2 separate regions of the Mus musculus genome follow, and region 2 is linked to region 1. Evidence: chromatin loops called from intact Hi-C (ENCODE). Cell type or tissue: heart. All regions are shown on one strand. Each heading gives the region's core, and the rest is flanking DNA. Links, peaks and the distances in the headings are about the cores only.

Region 1 (5,374 bases), core at 153-5,152:
CGTCCTCCATGGACTGGGGTTTGACCCTAGTGCCTCATTCTTGCTAGGCAAAAAACCTACTACTCTCATATTGGCAGCACCCAGCCCTGAACATAAGTATCTACAGTAGGCAGACCAGTCCATAAAGATGAAGTAAAATGATGTTTGCTAGAAGTTTAGTTGCAGAGAATGGAAGCAGTGTATGAATTTCAGCTTGCAAGATGAAAAGTTCTGGCTATTGGTTGCAAAGTCATGTGAATGTGCTTAATACTACTAAATTACTGACTTTGAAAATGGGTGATAGCCAGGCAGCAGTGGTGCACGCCTTTAATCCCAGCACTTGGGAGGCAAAGGCAGGCACATTTCTGAGTTTGAGGCCAGCCTGGTCTACAGAGTTCCAGGACAGCCAGGGCTACACAGAGAAACCCTGTCTCGAAAAACCAGAAAAAAAAAAAAAACAACCCCCCCCAAAAAAAGAAAAGAAAATGGGTGATGATAAATTTTGAATTTTGACCACAATTTAAACATGATTTCACAATTCCTTGATCTCATCAGCTTCCTAAGGTCCAAGTTACCATTTATATGTGTGTCATCATTTTTTTTAATTAAGAGTCATTTTTTTTAAGATTTATTTATTATATGTAAGTACACTGTAGCTGTCTTCAGACACTCCAGAAGAGGGCGTCAGATCTTGTTACAGATGGTTGTGAGCCACCATGTGGTTGCTGGGATTTGAACTCTGGACCTTCGGAAGAGCAGTCGGGTGCTCTTACCCACTGAGCCATCTCACCAGCCCGTGTGTCATCATTTTTAAATGTGTTTGCTGAATTAGTATTCAAATAAAATGCACAGTTGTGGACTGTGAGTATGTAGCTCCATCGGTATAGTATAGACCTAGCATAGAGAAGGCAGCGAGTTTGATTCCCAGAATCAGATAAGAAAGGCTTGGTGAGTGTGGTAGAGAATCCAAGACAAGGCCAGCCTGATTACTTGAGACCCTATATTTAAAAGAAAAAAAGAAAAACCCTCACTGTGTAACCCTAGCTGTACTATATAGGTGAGGCTGGCCTTGAACTCAGATCTGACTGCCTCTGCCACCCAAGTGTTGGGATTAAAAGTGTGTGCCACTGTGCTAGGCTTTGAGACCCTGTCTTTAAATGAGTATTCGAGGGTTTTCTTATTTTAATCTTTTTTAAGATTTATTTATTTATTTATTTATTTATTATATGTAAGTATACTTCAGCTATCTTCAAACATACCAGAAGAGGGCATCTGATCTCATTACAGATGGTTGTGAGCCACAATGTGGTTGCTGGGATTTGAACTCAGGACCTTTGGAACAGCAGTCAGTGCTCTTAACCGCTGAGCCATCTCTCCAGCCCTATTTTAATCTTTATTATGCTTTATTTAGTGTGTGGGGTTTGGGGAGAACACAATGCACACTGATACAGACAAGAGAACAAGTTTCAGGAGTGGGCTATTTTCTTCTGCCATGTGGAGATCAGGGCTGAGCACGTAAACTACCAGGGTTTTAAATTCTAAGTGCCACTCATTTGGTTGTTTGGGAAAGGGTCTCATGTAGCTCTGGCTTGTGTTGAACTCAAGATCCTCCTGCCTCAGCTTCCTGAATGCTGAGAATACAAGCATGTATCACCCCATTCAGCCAGGTCTATTCCATATGTGTGCGCATGATTTGCTGTGTTGGGCATGTGTTTTAGCAGTCTACCACTGACTGAGCTTCAGTCCCAGTAAGTTCTCTAAGCTATTGTGTGAAATACTTTAAATTTTATTTATGGTATAGGTAGTCACAGAGCCTGTGTAGAGATCAGAGGACAGAGAACCTGCAAGGGTCAGTTTTATCAGATAGGTACCAGGAATCAAACTCAGGTTGCCAAACTTGGTGGCAAGTACCTTTACCTGCTAATCCATTTTACCTACCCACTGTAAACCAATTTTTAATCTATAAGTACCCCACCCCAACTTCTTCCTTACAATTAATTTCCTTTCTTTCTTTCTTTCTTTTTTTTTTTTTTTTTTTTTTGGTATTTTGAGACAGGGTTTTTCTGGCTGTCCTGGAACTCACTTTGTGGACCAGGCTGGCCTCGAACTCAGAAATCCTCCTGCCTCTGCCTCCCGAGGGCTGGGATTAAAGGCATGTGCCACCACGCTCAGCTGATTTCCTTCCTTTTTTCCTTTAGGTTTTTTTTTTTTTTTAATGTTCTGCTCTTGACACAAGAACTTAGGTAGCCCAGGCTGGCCTAAATCACTATGCATTACTCCCAGCTTTGGGTTAAACTCAGGAGGAGGCTTGAGGCCTCCTTTTCCAAGGGTGGGGGTGTAACCCGGTCCAGCTGGCCCTAAAAAAGGAGGCTGTCATCTCGAGGTAATCACAAAGTGAGACCAGGTAGGAGAGCCCCCAAAGATGCCAACCACACACCTATAAAGCTGGGGAAAATAAGCCGGGCGTGGTGGCGCACGCCTTTAATCCCAGCACTTGGGAGGCAGAGGCAGGCGGATTTCTGAGTTCGAGGACAGCCTGGTCTACAAAGTGAGTTCCAGGACAGCCAGGGCTACACAGAGAAACCCTGTCTTGAAAAAGCCAAAAACAAAACAAAACAAACAAACAAACAAAAAACAAAGCTGGGGAAAATAGAAAAGTGGGTAGAGAGCAAGAAGAGCTCAGCGGAGAAAACCCTTTTGGCCCTTAGCCTCTTTTCCAAAAGCAGGGGGAGGCGGGGAGGCGGGGAGGCGGGGAGGCGGGGAGGCGGGGAGGCGGGGAGGCGGGGAGGCGGGGAGGCGGGGAGGCGGGGAGGCGGGGAGGCGGGGAGGCGGGGAGGCGGGGAGGCGGGGAGGCGGGGAGGCGGGGAGGCGGGGAGGCGGGGAGGCGGGGAGGCGGGGAGGCGGGGAGGCGGGGAGGCGGGGAGGCGGGGAGGCGGGGAGTCGATGCAGAGGGGGCGGAGCCTTAGCCGGACATGACGCATGCGCGGCCAGCTGAGCCGCCGTCAGAGAGGGTGGGCCAAGCTTCGGGAGGTCTCCGGTTCCGGTCAGTCTCCCTCGAAGACCAGCGGAGTCGGATCAGCCAGTGGTTAAGGGTGCCAGGGCTCTTGGGCGAGGGGACCGCGGCAGAGGCGGCGGTGACCCCGCGGGCGGGATGTTCGGAGGGTTGAGCAGTTGGCTGGGCTTGAAGCCGCCCGAGGGGGCGGCGGCGGAGGGAGAAGAGCCTCCCAGCCGGGACGGGGACAAGCTGTCCGCGGGAGCCGCGCCTTCTGAGGAGAGCCCCGAGCGGCCCGTGGAGCCCACTGAGGAGCAGCAGCAGCAGCCGCCGACGGAGGACCCACAGTTCCTCCACCAGGCCAAAGGCCTTGGCAGTGAGTTCTCTCTGGGACCTGAGAGTGGACTGGGAGGGGACGCGGGGATGTTGATGTACGAGGAGGGGGACGGTCCTCTCTGACATGGGCTAGTTGGCTAAGGAGCTGGACAACGCCAAAGTTCACCAAGCAGTCACTTCATCTCCTCGACGTGCCTAAGGACTTGTCGCTTTCCTGCAAAGTTTGTAAACTTGGGAAGCCGGAAAGCGATCAGTGTGCTGCTGTCTTCAGGGTTTTGACAAGGAATTCGGTTTGTTCAACTTGAAAACGTTCATTTGAATCTCCAACTCTGACTCCCAGCTAGAATTGGTTTAGAAAAATGCCTTTTGTCCCAAGAAAGGACTGAAAGGTATTGTCTAAAGTAACTTCGTTAAGTTACTCGAGCCGTGGTGGTGGCTCACGCCTTTAATCCCAGTACTCAGGAGACAGAGGCAGGCAGATTTCTGAGTTCGAGGCCAGCCTGGTCTACAGAGTGAGTTCCAGGACAGCCAGGGCTATACAGAGAAACCCTGTCCAAAAAAAAAGTTACTCGAGCCATAGTCATTCATGCCTTCTTTTGATTTTTTTGAAGCAGGGTCTCAATCAGCCCTAGATGGTTTCGAACTTGCCATAAAGTCAAGGATGACCTTGATCCTCTCACCTCTGCTTCCCTGTCGCTTCGCGATCAGTATTTTTTTTTCTTTTCCCCTTTCAGCAGGACCTTTTTCCCTTAAGGTGGGAAAGAAGGTGCCAATTGTCTGCTATACTCAAGTTCCAGTGCTAGATCTTTGGTGAATAATAAATCCCTCATTTCATCTATTCACAATCCCCAAGGGGTTGGGGAAACAAGTCCAGCGTTTTACTGATAGTAGTACAAGTAGATTTTGAGCCAAAAATCTACCTGATTTCACTTTCCAATTTTATTATCCAGTTGAACAAACAGTAGTTCTTAAGAATATAAATACCTGCTGTATTAATTCTCGAGAGACTTTGGCAGGCTTACATAGTTAAAGAATGTGATTTGGGGGGAGGTGGGCCCTAAGCAGAAGTAAACATAAGAGAATTGCAACAAAAATATCTACTAAATTTTGTGAGGCTTTTTGTTCTTTTTGAGATAGCCAAAGCTGGCTTCAAATTCATATGGCCAAGGCTGGCCTTGAACCCAGCCCTCCTTCCTCTCTCCCGATTACTGGAGCTCACCACCACACAGCCACGAAATTTTGAAAGTTTTAAGGACTTATCAAGTCAATTAAGGGTGTCAAAGAACAAAGACGCACAGACTTCAGCAGGAAAGGTCCTATTGTTCAAAATGTTTGACTGTAAGTTAGAGGCATAGGGGAAATAGCCACAGTATCAAATTTTAACAGTACATTATCTCAGCCAAGACTCCCGAAGACTGGACAAGGAAAATAAAACTTAGTGTGATACCATGAAATCACTAGAAAAAGAGGATGACTATTTGCAGCTTAGAAAATTGGGAAAGAGTAGATTTGGAATATTTAAGGAATGTGAGAAGGGTTCACTGGAGCAGAGGTTGTAGTGTAGTTGGGATAGATTAACGTGGGATAAAAGTCAAGTATGGTGGTGACATAGGCCTGTAACCCCAGTATTTTGGGGTCTTAGGAAGATCAGCAGCAGTTCAAGGCCACATGAGACAAAAAACAAAAAAGCTGGCCAGGTGATAGTGGCTCTTGCCCTTAATCCCAGCACTTGGGAGGCAGATGCTGGCAGATCAGGTCTACAGAGTTGGTTCCAGGACAGCCAGGATTACACAAAGAATCTTCTCCGCCCCTCTGTCACACATACCAAGCCAGCAATCCTAGCTATTTAAGAAGCTGAGGCAGGAGGCTCTCTGGATCTAGACCTGCTTGGAATGTGAGTTCAAGGCCAGCCTTGACAACCTAGACCTTACCTGTAAAAACAAGAAACTTCTGATTCTCCTGTTTGTGCCTCCCAAATGCTAAGGTGGACACCATTATGCCTGGCTAAAATTTCCTTGACTTTTTTTTTTCCAAGACTGAAGAACTTAGGGCCACACATATGCTAGG
Region 2 (5,374 bases), core at 152-5,151, 59 kb after region 1:
TCTTCAGCTCCTTCCCCCAATGAAAAACAATGCAAATAATAAATAAGGTCCTTTGAATAAACAGACCACTTACCAAGGTCAGAGCTCCAGCCCTCTGTGAGCCCTAGAGAATTCCGGCTTGCTGGGAGCTGTGGTTTGCACGGCCTTTACTCTATTGTCAAGCAAATTTACAAGCACTGTGCTTTAAACAGATACTTCCTGGAACAAAGGTGAAAACAATCACCGAAGACTGTATGGAGTGCCCCTTTAAGACTCAGAAACAAAGACTTGAATCTGTTAGGCCTGGAATCTGAGCTCTCAATAGAATACATTAGCTAGCAGTGGCTGGAGGGCAATGTGGGGTGGTTGGGAAGGTTTGAAGGAAGGGAAGGGAAGGGAAGGGAAGCATTTTGTAATCAAATTATACTTTCAGAAATAGAAAAGGAGCCAAGTGGCAAATGCCTTCAATCTCAGCACTTAGGTTGCAGAGAAAGGCAGATCTTTGTGAGGTCTAGGTTAGCCTGGTCTAGGGAGTTCCGAGACAGTCAGAGCTATGTAAAGAAACCCCTGTCTCAAACAAACAAACAAAAAATCAAAACAAATTGGTTTGATTCATGAAGGGTGTGTGTGTGTGTGTGTGACCTGGCAAAAGCTATCTTTTGTATAGTTTTATAAGTTACATTATCATTGTTGCTACAGTTTATTCTTTGTTTGAGCCCAGGTTTCAAGTACTTTTATCATTTGTGCTACAGTGTATCCCCCGCCCTACCCCCCTTCTCAAGTTACTTTATCATTTGTGCTACAGTGCATTCTTTCTTGAGGTGTGTGTGTGAGAGAGAGACAGGGTCTCACTGTGATAGCTCTGGTTGGCCTGGAACTTGGTATGTAGATATTAAGCAAGACTAGCCTTTTTTTGTTTGTTTGTTTTTCCAGACAGGGTTTCTCTGTATAGCCCTGGCTGTCCTGGAACTCACTTTGTAGACCAGGCTGGCTTGACCGCACTACTCTGCCTGGCCTTGTAACTATGTAGCCAAGATTCTCTTTTCTAGTTGTAATTTTGACTCCCCCAAAGCTGGGATTACAGGCATGCCTAGTTGGCATACTAAACAATCAGAAGTAACTATACTCTCAAATCTCCTGAAAAAATTAACATATTGAGGAGCAATTTTCTTTTCTTTCTCCCTTTTTTTCCCTTTTGTTTTTTTGAAATAGGGTTTTTCTATGTAGTCCAGCTGTCCTGTTATACACCAGTGCCAGGCTTCTTTTCTTTTCTTTCTTTCCTTTTTTTTTTTTTTTTTTTTTTTGAGACGGGGTTATGTAATACTGGCTGGGCCTGAAACTCATTAAGTAGGCCAGACTAGCCTCAAACTCACAGAGATGCACCTGTCTCTGTCTCCTGCATGGGGGTCTCCAAAGGTTGCAACACCACAGCAGGTTAAGGAGTAATTTTCTGACATCTGTTATAAACGTATGAACTGTAAATGAGATTTTCTTTCTAAGTCCAAAAAAACCCCCAAAACTTTGGGCTGGAGAGCACTGACTGCTCTTCCAGATATCCAGATTTCAATTCCTAGCAACTACATGGTAGCTCACAACCATCTGTAATAAGATCTGATGTCCTTCTGGTGTGTCTGAAGACAGCTACAGTGTACATATTTGTTATTATAAATAAATTTTAAAAAGAAGACAGCTACAGGGTACTCATCATATATAATAAGTAAATAAATAAATAAATAAATAAAATCTTAAAAATTTTTTTTCAGCATGGCTGGGTGTGGTTGCACACGCCTTTAATCCCAGCATTTGGGAGGTAGAGGCAGGTGGATTTCTGAGTTCAAGGCCAGCCTGGTCTACAGAGTGACTTCCAGGACAGTCAGAGCTACACAGAGAAACCCTGTCTCAAAAAAACCAAAAAAAAAAAAAAAAAAAAAAAAAAAAAAGAATTTCTTCAACTGAACTGAGCTGGAGTGTAGTTCAGTGGTTGAGTGCAGGTGTTGTATGTATGAGATCCGTGGTTTGATAATGAGCACCACAAAAAAAAAAAATAACAATAAAACCCCCAAACAACATTAATAACAAAACCAACCCTATTTTCTCCTAAGAATTTGCTCATTTGAAATTTTCAGTCCCTCAAGTTATTTAAGTTTTGGCTCCTGGTATCACTGTTTTGTGTTCAACTGTAGGAAAGTATATTTGTACAGATTTTCATAGTGAATTATTTCAATTCCGGATTTTGTGATGGTCAGTGACTTCTAGACACTAGGCCACTAAGGATCTGGTTCCATTAAATAGAAAACAGGGGATATTTCTGAGTGACCTTCTCTAACATATCAAGAAAAAAATAACTGTTTTAGTAAACAGAGTTCGTGATATTTTTAATTAGCAAAACATATGGTGCAAAAAGCAAGACATTTTAAATACGAATTAATCTTGAACTAACATGGAGAACTGTACTTGAAGCCAGATCAGTTGGGCAAAGGTGAATAGGCTTCCAGCCCAAAGGAACTCTGGACAGTTAAACCTTGGGGAGAACTCTGGTAGAGAGGCTGTACTCTGGGCAAGTGTCCAATGTTCCAAATTCTGAGACTGCATCTCCCACCTCGAAAATAGCGAAGTTAAAAGAGTCTCTTATTCTCAAATTATACTTGCACAATTATGAAGAAGAGCAAAAAAAGCAAAACCACAAAGAAGTGTCTCTGATTCTATTCCTTCTCAAACTCTGGAAGATTTTAAAACTTTTCTTGTAGGTTAATAACGACTACTTTCCGGTACCGCGACATTGCCGCTCAGAGACTACAAGCCCCAGAAGGCTGCACACTCAGCACAGCGGGTACTCTTCCCCCAGGACGCTCCTATCCGGATTCATGGCTGGACGCCGGGGCCGCACATTCTTCTGGGACTCGTAGTCTACTCCCTTTCCCGGTCCGCGCAGACTCCAGCGGCCTCTGTCTGCCCTTCGGCCCTAACAGAAGCCCAGCCCAAAATTTTACGCTCCCCACCCCCAACAAACTGCCTTTCCTCAGGAGCCAACCTCCTCCGGTCACGTGAGAAGACTCTCACGCTACGATTGGTTGGGGTGTAAAGGGGGCGGGGCTGAAGCCCCTGAGAGGTTCCGTGCCCCTGGTCCAGCCGCTTGTTTGGCTGCTGCCGTCACCTCATGGCGACTCGGCTTGAGGAGGTAACGCGAGGAAGAGGCGGCGGTACTGAGGAGGCTAGTGAGGGCGGACGGGGCGGACGGCGACGTAGCCCCCCGCAGAAGGTCAGTGGAGGGGACGCCTTCGTTGTGGTTGGGTCGCGGGGATGATTGGGTTACCCTTTTTGGGGTTCACCTCTTCACTTACCCCTTTACCTTTAGCTACGGGACGAACATCCGGCCCGTTCCCCCTTTTCCTTCAGAAGAGTGACGATAGTTGGGGAGCAGGTGCGGGGTGGTTGTGACTGAAATGGATCTGGTGAGAAGGGACGGTGGTTGGGACTTGGGGACACTACGCCTAGTAGGGGGCTGAGGGAGGACATGGTGGACCCCGGTCTGAGAGGGTGAAGGGGTGCTAGGCAGGGGCGCTCCAGGTGTGACAGCCACGTGCGGCGGGTGCTGCCCCGGGTGTTGAGTCTTCAGCCTGTGTGGTCACCGGGCACTGGGACTCCGCTGCCCAAGGAGGTGACGGGGTGGGGGTGGGGGCTTATCGGGGTACGGGGTAGCCCTCTCCGTGTTGGGCAGGTGCGTAGGGCGCGCGCTGCGGGGTGCTCCCCGGCCTCAGAGCTGAGGCTGTTGCGCAGTAAGATAACAGCGCAGAAGCCGGGGCTGCCTTTCGCCCCTTCCCCCCTTCCCCTTGCCCCCCCGCGGTCCCCCGCGACACTGCGCGGGTGGCTACGCGGGGGACGCCGCGGGGCTCCCGGGATCCACAACGGGGCTTGGTCTCTGGGCATCATGGACCTGCCTTGAGTGTGAGGCTGGGGATGAGGTGGTGATGCTGGGGAACCAGCATCATCTTCTGATAGCTGTCTCCGGCTTCCTGCCACTACCCTCTGTTTCTTTTCTTTCTTTTTAATTTGATAAGTGGAAACTTGAGTTTCCTCCTGGGCTTCGGTTTTGGTCTTTCTTAATCTAGGAGAAGAGCTGGACTGTTTGTTTCCCCTTGCCTTACTTGACTCACGTCAAGGAGTTTTCAGTGTCTCCCTGGATACAAGAAAATCGAGATCTCTTTCAGAATGGGAGAAATCCACTTGTTCTGGAGCTCAGTGGGTGGAGTTTTGACAATGATTGCACAACGAGTAGGGTACAGGGCTTTCAGGCCCAGGAACCAAGAACTGGGGTGTATGGTATTGAAAAAGTGTAAATTCCATCCCTTTGCCTTGCAGGAGAACATACTGAAACCGCTTGACTTGTTGGACACCCTGCTTGACCACTGAGAGCTATTTAATATTACTTAATTATGTATTTGACTAATCTTAAAAGCCACTCCTGTATGAAGTTACGAAATAATATTTTTCTAATGCGATTCATGAACTTCAAAAGGGAGAACAAAGGTCTGGTTTACATTTGAGCAGTGTCAAGAATTGGCTTTTTGGGGCCTGTTCCTTTTTTCCCTCACTTTTTTTTTTTTTTTTTTGTGAAATCGGTTACCCTGTAGCAGGCTGGCCTCATTTGACTATGTAGCCCAGGCTTGTCTTGAAAGTACCATTTTCCTCTTGCCTTTGTTTCCTGAGTGCTGAGATTACAGCAGTGAGCCACCACTCTGGCCTGGGGTGCTTTATTTCTAAGGTCCGGTATTTTCATGTTCTATTCTGTCTCATAAAAGAGGGACCTACTGCTTGGGACACTGGAAAAGTTGTGGCCCAACAGTTCTTTAGGGATTCAGCACTGTCACTTTGGACATTTATTCCCTGAGGGTGGGGAGCCAAACTCAGTGTTTGATTTCATAGGTTCCCCAGGGGAAACCTCTGATGATAAAAAGCCACTGCAATTGAGGACATAAGTTCCCTTTTATGCCACTGGAATAAGGACAGAAAGTCACTGAATTAGGAAGTAAGGTTTAATTAACTAGTATTTTAACCTATGAGGCTAAGACTCTCAGAGTTCAGAGCTTTGGTTAATGGCTGTATATGAATAGTCTTGTATGTCTTTTATTTTTACTACCTTTGTATTTCTTTGCTCATGCTCTTTTGGGACTCTTGGTTTCTATCTTACTATAAAATGGAATAGAAGCTAACATTACATTTTGAATCATCAGTTCAAAATTGGGTGAACATCTTGTGTCAGTAAACATTAATTTTTAGTTGCTCATTCATGATCTTCAGTTTATTGATTCTAGGTGAGGAACCTAAGAAAATGCTCCTTTTTCTAACTTAACCTCTATATTTTTGTTTTTCAGGAAGCAGAAATGATGTTAAACAA

The links. Peaks named below come from ENCODE experiments on the same cell type or tissue, not always from the same donor. Only the 100,000 strongest peaks of a DNase experiment are listed, where the experiment ranks them.
Region 2: it touches region 1 in a loop (2.5-fold over the local background); 1 of 42 quality-filtered maps calls a loop at or near these places.

What each region holds. Positions count from the first base shown.
Region 1 is chrX:162,886,042-162,891,415 of GRCm38, reverse strand. Syap1 (synapse associated protein 1) reads left to right here and starts at 2,954. Exons shown (of 9, transcript NM_025932.2): 1 at 2,954-3,347. The coding sequence starts at 3,131. In heart, for the core only: no CTCF peak of the experiment used is centred there; DNase peaks (open chromatin) are centred at 2,415 and 3,035; H3K4me3 peaks cover 1,121 bases; H3K27ac peaks cover 560 bases.
Region 2 is chrX:162,827,103-162,832,476 of GRCm38, reverse strand. It overlaps Txlng (taxilin gamma), which reads left to right and starts at 3,023. Exons shown (of 10, transcript NM_178935.5): 1 at 3,023-3,238. The coding sequence starts at 3,137. In heart, for the core only: no CTCF peak of the experiment used is centred there; a DNase peak (open chromatin) is centred at 2,966; H3K4me3 peaks cover 1,829 bases; H3K27ac peaks cover 1,443 bases.